Regions from separate parts of the Homo sapiens genome. Here all the other regions are linked to region 2. Evidence: chromatin loops called from intact Hi-C (ENCODE). Cell type or tissue: endothelial cell of umbilical vein. All regions are shown on one strand.

The links. Peaks named below come from ENCODE experiments on the same cell type or tissue, not always from the same donor. Only the 100,000 strongest peaks of a DNase experiment are listed, where the experiment ranks them.
Region 1: it touches region 2 in a loop (6-fold over the local background); 24 of 110 quality-filtered maps call a loop at or near these places.
Region 3: it touches region 2 in a loop (7-fold over the local background); 13 of 110 quality-filtered maps call a loop at or near these places.

The regions. Positions count from the first base shown.
Region 1 is chr2:166,180,346-166,182,845 of GRCh38, forward strand. All of the region lies in intron 3 of SCN1A-AS1 (SCN1A and SCN9A antisense RNA 1), which reads left to right. It also overlaps the pseudogene RN7SKP152. Among named protein-coding and RNA genes, the nearest start is that of SCN1A, 54 kb to the left of the region's middle. In endothelial cell of umbilical vein, a CTCF peak has its summit at 1,409 (motif pointing left); a DNase peak (open chromatin) is centred at 1,426.
Region 2 is chr2:166,056,105-166,058,604 of GRCh38, forward strand. It overlaps SCN1A (sodium voltage-gated channel alpha subunit 1), which reads right to left. Exons shown (of 29, transcript NM_001165963.4): 5 at 2,466-2,500; 6 at 307-396. Among named protein-coding and RNA genes, the nearest start is that of SCN1A-AS1, 24 kb to the right of the region's middle. In endothelial cell of umbilical vein, a CTCF peak has its summit at 1,484 (motif pointing right); a DNase peak (open chromatin) is centred at 1,887; H3K27ac peaks cover 669 bases.
Region 3 is chr2:166,418,420-166,420,919 of GRCh38, forward strand. The region is part of intron 20 of SCN7A (sodium voltage-gated channel alpha subunit 7); the gene reads right to left. Among named protein-coding and RNA genes, the nearest start is that of SCN9A, 44 kb to the left of the region's middle. In endothelial cell of umbilical vein, a CTCF peak has its summit at 1,352 (motif pointing left); a DNase peak (open chromatin) is centred at 1,342.

The sequences.
Region 1 (2,500 bases), 120 kb after region 2:
AGAGGGGAGAAGATGGCCAACTAGATTGAGCCGGGAAGCTACGCTCCCAGCAAGAGAAATCAAAATATGAAATAAGCCATCGCACTTTGAACAGATCTTTTGAGAGAAAACACTGAAAGTAAATAGAGAGGCGATGCAGACAACGAGGTGGAAGAGGGAGGAAGCTGGGACCCTGCACGGAGTTGCCAAATGTCAGAACCGGCTCCCAGCCCTTAACTGGTCCTAATGAAGTGAAAGGACCAGGTCCTAAGGAAGTGAAAGAACACTTCCAGGTCCTAAGTGTTCTAGGCTTCCAGGTCCTAAGGAAGTGAAAGAACACTCCCGCCACTGACCTCTGAAATCCTAGCTACAAGAGATCCCACGACCCCTACAGGCATTGGAAAGCTTGTTTGGAGGTCCTAGCAGGGGAGCGCAGCTACTTGTATATCCTTGACCGAAGACTGGTTCTCCTCTATCCTTCTGTTGGAGATGGTCATCCTCTTCGGCAGAGCGGGCAGCTTTGGGAGGTTCGCACCTGGGGCGGTGAAGGAGGAAGGGGACACCTGCCTAGCCAGCGAGATCAGCCAAATCAACCCTGGCGATCAATGGGCCTGGTCCCAATACCCAAACATTTGAGCACACAGCTAAGGAATATGGAGCTGAAATCTGTCGCTGAAGCTCAAGCGGAGGAGGAGCCCCCACTCTCAGAGCACTGAGAGAGGCATATATGCTCAAGGGCCGGCGCCGGAGCTGGGTGTGCCTCCCTCCACAAGACCAGCCCGGGAAGGGTGTAGCCTGCTTGCGAGCTCTGCCTGAGGGAGCCCCACAGATGGGAACAATTAACCCAGTGATCCGGGTGCAGAATGCTTGGGACAAAACTAGCTGGTTTGGTCCAGCTACTGGGGCAGACCCCGGAAAGAGACCTGGTTGGGGGAGCGTGAGCTGCGCAGACCCCACAACTGTCTGCTGGGCAAAGAACCCTGGGCCATGGGGGCCACACCGGTTGCACAACCATGGCAATCCTGCCCTACCCAGGGATCCTCCACCTTTGACCCACTGCATCAAAACATAAACCACAGATGTATCCTACAAACTGCCCTGACTCTGCAAAGTACAGGGGACCAGTGGGCACCTAAGGTTGTTAGGTTGCTATGAGATCCAGGGAGCTGGATCATAACAACCTAACAACCATGGGTTAGGGCCACCCCTAAGGAACGGAGAAGTGCAGGCAACCAGGGCCCCTCGGGCTAAGGAAAGGCTAGTGCCGCCCAATGATTGGAGGGGGTCCCCGCAAGGCCCATGGACTTGGTGACAGGGTCATCTCGTGCCTCCCCCATCTCCCACACCCGAGAGTACCGCTGCAAATGCACTGAAATACAAAACAGGTGAGCGCCTAAGAGCCTATCTGCCAGCCCTTACTATTAATATTACGCGCCGTCGCCATCTACTGGATCAAGCCTGGATTACACCACCAAATAAAAATTCTCCCAGTGCACATTGCTGGTGAAATCCAATGCAGGAATCTAGCCACAAAAAAAAAGATCAGGCACAGAGCCTCGGCCTTTGAAAGTACAAAAAAAAAAAAAAAAAAAATGAAGACAGTAGATCATACTCAACATAAACCAAAGTCAAACCCTCTAGGGATATAATATAAAAACAAAAGCTTTGTCTAAGTGACAGCAACTTCCAAAAGCTATAGGAACACCAGCCCTGACAGATACAGAATTCAGAATCTGGATGGCAAAGAAGGTCAACGAGATTCTGGAGACGCTGAAACACAATCCAAGGAAGCAAGTAAAACATTCCAAGAGTGGAAAGATGATATAACCATTTTAAGAAAGAACCAAACGGAATTTCTGGAATTGAAAAACTTACTACAGGAATTTTATAATATACTTGGAACTATTAACAACCTAATAGACCAACATGAGGAAAGAATGTCAGATCCTGAAGACTTGTCCTTCAAATAAACCCAGTCAGACAAAAACAAAGAAAAAAAAAAAGAATTTCAAAAGTTAACAAAACCTCTGAGAAATATGGGATTTTGTAAAGAGACCAAACCTGTGACTCATTGGCATTTCTGAAAGAAAAGGAGAGTGTAAGCAACTTGGAAAACACATTTGAGGATGTAGTTCACAAAATTTTCCGCAATCACTACAGGCTGATATGCAAATTCAAGACATCCAGAGAACGCCTGTGAGATACTATACAACAGTGGCCCCCAACCTCTTTGGCTCCAGGAACCGGTTTAGTGGAAGGTAATCTTTCCATGGACTGGGGAGGTGGGTATGGTTTTGGGATGATGGGAAACACATTATATTTATTGTGCACCTTATTTCTATTATTATTACATTCTAATACATAGTGAAATAATTATATAACTCACCATAATGTAGATTCAGTGAGAGCCCTCAGCTTGTTTGCCTGCAACCAGAGGTCCTATCTGGGGATGATGGGAGACAGTAACAGATCATCAGGCATTAGAGTCTTATATGGACCATGCAATCTAGATCCCTAGCAA
Region 2 (2,500 bases):
CATATTGGCTCTTTTCTGCAATTGCTTTGACCACATTTGGTTTGGCTACTGTAGATTTTAAAGAAAAAGGGGTAAATGTCCAAGAGTGGTGGTCTTCAGGTGAACACCAGGTACAGGCAAAAGAGAGTGATAATCAGTATAACGCCAGCAGGCCTGAGGGCCAATGAGCATTGTCCTCTTGCTGCGTAATTTTGTCTAGGAATGACTTTAATAAAATGCTCTTCAGTTTTATTTTAAGACTACATTAAGACACAGTTTCAAAATCCCAAATGTATATATGTTATTAAAAATATAAGTTGAACTTACTCTACATTCTTTGTCCAATCAGGAGGGTTACTCATTGTCATAAACACACAGTTTGTCAAAATAGTGCACATAATTAGCATGCTGAATAATGTAGGTTATTGTTAAGGAACACACAAAAGAAAATCAAAATCCAAGTGTTATATTACAAAAAGCTAACATTGAAAAGCCCAAACTGCAGCTTAGCCAAAATTCAGGGATAAATGCATTGTGGGCAAGTCTTCTAATCTCCTTACATTTCAATTTCTTCATGTGTAAAATGTGGGTAATAATATCACCTTCACTGAGTATTTGTATAGATTAAATGAGGTAATGTATATGAAAGCATTATATCAGTATAAGGTGTTGTTTTTACAACTATTATTAAATCAATATATTCACCTCCCAGAGAACTTCAGTGGGAAGACTATTTTTGTGCTACCTGGAGTTGCACAGTTTTTCAGCAGAAAGTATTGACTTGAGCTCATTCAGGTGAATAAACTAGTAAATTGTTGAGGAAGGCCACTTATCTGCAATATTGTAATTTCTTAAACACATCTTATCCAACACAGTTCAACGCATGAAAACAATTTGTAGTCAAAGTACAGCACGATGCTAATTGTTGGGTTGCTCTATTTTGACTGAGTTTATACAAGTGCAGCAGGATTCGATAACATTAAAAGTGAATATTCTTGAAGGTTGACACTTAACATGATGGGAATGTAATTAAAATTCAACATAGCAAAGTGATGTTGGCCAAGAGACTCAACCTCTCTGTGCCATTGCCTTGTATCTCTTCCTACTTCTCTACAATGGAGCTAATAATGTACTCATTTTGTAATGTAACCATTTCTACATGCAGATTAAATGAGTTAATGTATTGGAAATGCTTGGAACAGTCACGGTACGTAAGTAAATATACTCTAAGTGGTAGCTAAAACAAATGAACAGACATAACAGAATTATAAAACTGAAAGGGACCCTAAAAATTAGTTTATCACTATATTTTAAAAATCAGGGAAATAAGGCCTTACTAAGCTCTAGAGGAATCAGATAAAGGGTCCAGGACTAGAATATAAGTTTCCTACATTAAGATCCAATATTCTTTCCACTATAGTTTACTGCCAAAACAAAAATTTTCCATAATTGAAAAAGAAAGTTTTCATCAAATGACCACATGATGGCGCTAGGAATACAAACTGGGACAAGGAAACTTCCCTAAGTATAAAAACCCTATCATATGATTTTTATGTTTCAAATCTTTTAATTTTAGTAATAGCATATTTATACCACTAAAGAAATTTCTTGCTGTCATATTAAAATTAGAATGGCCGTTCAAATTTTAGAATCCTTTAAAAAAAAGTATGAGCTTATGATAATTATAATGGTATTTTAATATCTATTATTGTCAAAGCTATCAAACAAGATACAATCAGAAGTGAATTGTTTTCCTAAATTGATTAACAAATGAATTTAGTCGTGGAGTCCTTTTTAACACCAATGGGAATCATGAAACCAAATCCCTTAAGACCATTTGGAAATATATGCCAACTTCTCTCATTAACTTCCGGAGTCTTTACTAAGCAAACAGTTTTGCATGGCAGCATCATAACTCATGACTTGAATTTGAAATTCAGCCAATATTCCAGTACTTCCTTCACAAAAATCATCAGGAAATTTCAAGAATTAACTAAGTACTGGCCAAAGACTCCTGACATTCTCTGACAGAAAATATACTTAAAGGTTTATTCTAAGATACACTGAAGTGTTTTATATCATAACTATGGATAAACTTGAGTCTGGAAGTAGATTTTTCTGTTATCATATCATTGCTCACTGAAAATTCTACACCATCACAAACTTTGTATAAAGATGGTAGAGGTAAACATGGTTATCTTACTTTAGATTTGTAGGATTCAATACATATAAGTGTTTTTAGAAAGATAACAAAAGTACATAAATACATGTTTATATATAATATATAAAATGTTAAAGAGTACATGTTTCAGTAATGTCTATGTGATTAATGAACTTTAAGAATGAGGCTAATATGACAAAGATGCAAAATGAGAGTGATGAAAACTATATAATATGGACATTTCCCAACTTAATTTGATATTTAGCTATAAAGTGCTTACAGATCATGTACAAATAGTTAATATTAATCACTTGAAAAAGGATATGAATGTACCAAAATCTTAATAGCTATTTTCCTAAG
Region 3 (2,500 bases), 360 kb after region 2:
CTGTGCCTGGCCTCTCTTAATTTTATACTTTTGATTTCCCTCTCCTGACCTTCTTTCACTTTCTTCCTGAGGCACCACTGATTCTGTTTTCTACCATTCTAACCTTCCCTTCCTTCAGCCATTACTAGATACTAATCCTTTTGCCTGCATACTCTTCCTTATGTTCCATAGTTGCCTGTCTTTGAATTAATATTTAGGCTTTTAACTATGATTTCAGTAACACTTTTATTTCTAAAACTAGATCACAGATCTTTTGTTAATACTTTTAAATATTTTGAAAGGTCCATTAATTGTTCTGCTGAAGAAAAATGCCATGTCTTTTAGAAAATCTACATATAAAGAATAAAAAGAGTGGATATAGTTGACACATATATTTGAAAAGTAGACAGCACCTAAGACCTTAAACTTATTAAATACATAAATCATTAATTTTGTAAGCATGTAACTTCCTAATATACTCAATGATATATCTTCAGAGATAATTTACAGAACTTCCAGAGGTGGAGATGAGGCTTCAGGTCTGAACCTGACTTTGACCTAAGCATGGCTACTATTTTCCTGACCTTGAATTGTCCACAGCCATTGTTTCATTGCCATTCTAATGAATGTACAGCATTAAATGGTACAGGGCCTAATTTCTGACAGAGTCAGTTTCCCTGGCAAATCTCTTCCTCCTTTTCTCTAAATTGGGGCAGACAACTTGCTGATTTTGTTACTTTTTTTTCCTCCCTATATGTCTAAACTTATTAGGAAAAAGAACTGGTATTATCCCGTTTTTTGAAAATAAAAAAGAGTTTATTTTAGTTACATATTTACTTAGGGGGGTGTGTGTGTGTGTGCATGTGTATTTTGAGTAAATAGGCCCTCTGTAGTTTACATGTCAGAATATTCTATAATGTTTTCCTATCACTAAACTGTATTTATACTGGAAATGTGGCTGTCTTTTTTTTTTTTTTTTGAGACAGTCTCACTCTGTCACCCAGTCTGGAGTGCAGTGGAGCAATCTCGGCTCACTGCAGCCTCGACCTCCCAGCCTTAGGTGATCCTCTCACCTCATCTCACCTCAGCATCTCAAGTAGCTGGGACTACACTTGCACACACCACACCTGGCTAATTTTTGTATTTTTTGTAGAGACAGGGTCTTACTGTGTTACCCGGGCTCGTCTCAAACTCCTGAGCTCAAGCAATCTGCTGGCCTCGGTCTCCCAAATTGCTAGGATTAGAGGTGTAAGCCACCGTGCCTAGGCTGTTTTGTCATTTTAACTTCAATCTTATCAAACCATTCAACCACCTTATTTTCAGCTTATTTGCCACCTTATTTTGGTTTAAAAGCACTGGGCAATATCACCACCTTGTGGATCTTCATGATATGGTTAAATGAAGTCTGTTTCTTATTATATGTTACAATTACTATTTTAGATTTTTTGTTTTTGAGGTGTATAATTGGAATTTTGCCACATTTGGAATTTTATGTATTTACTACATAATCAAAATATTAATTTCCCAACACAAATAAATCAAATGTATTTAAGAAACAGATAGATCAGGCCTAAGTACTATTATAATGAGTCAACGATACATTTGTATGAATTACAAGAATATTATAATGAATCACGGGCTAAGTATACATATACAAATATAACTAATGTACTTAAGTACTTTACACAATCATAAAAGTGAAATTATTAAAATTTCTGAAATTATTTTTTTAAATAAAATACATATTTAAAATCATTTATATTTCTGTTTGTATTTATAGAGAAAAATAAACATCCACATTTCACCAAGTGGAAGGAGTTTAAGTGTTATGGTTTCTTAATTAATAACAGTTTAAATGTAACACATAATACAATAAACTATAGGGATAAAGGTTAAACGTTAATAATTTTCTCACTGGATTCTACCATAGCAATGAATATGTGATATTACGTAGTAATTAAAGTGGCAGACTGATATGAAAAAAATCTATGTAAATAAAAATGCAAAAACACATAAATGTATTATAAAATAAAAGGTACATTTGAACGTATTCTCCCATTTCTGTATACAATGGGTCACTGTATAGCTACATACTTATACTACTTGTGGTGGTCACAGACTCCATTTTTTTCTATTAGGTCGAGCATTATGGGATTTCCATTTCAGGTACAAAAGATTGAACACCGGCCTTTTATAATATTCAATCTATTTTCTTTACATTTTTCAGACATTGGCCATTTTATAATATTCAATCTATTAATTTTCTTTACATTGTTCAGAAGAGGTTTTAACATGTGAGTGATGAAGACAGGAGAGGTAAGAAATCATCACTTGTGATTGTGACATTAAAAAAGTAAATTTATCTTAAAATTCAAACTTTTCTTTCATTCAGTGAGTAACCACTTAGGGTATACAATGTTTGTATAATTTTAAAGTTTGTTAACTGATCCAAGTTTCATTTTCTGACAACCGTATTTTTAAAATGGAGACAATTTTGGTAATATGCATATGTATATGGGGT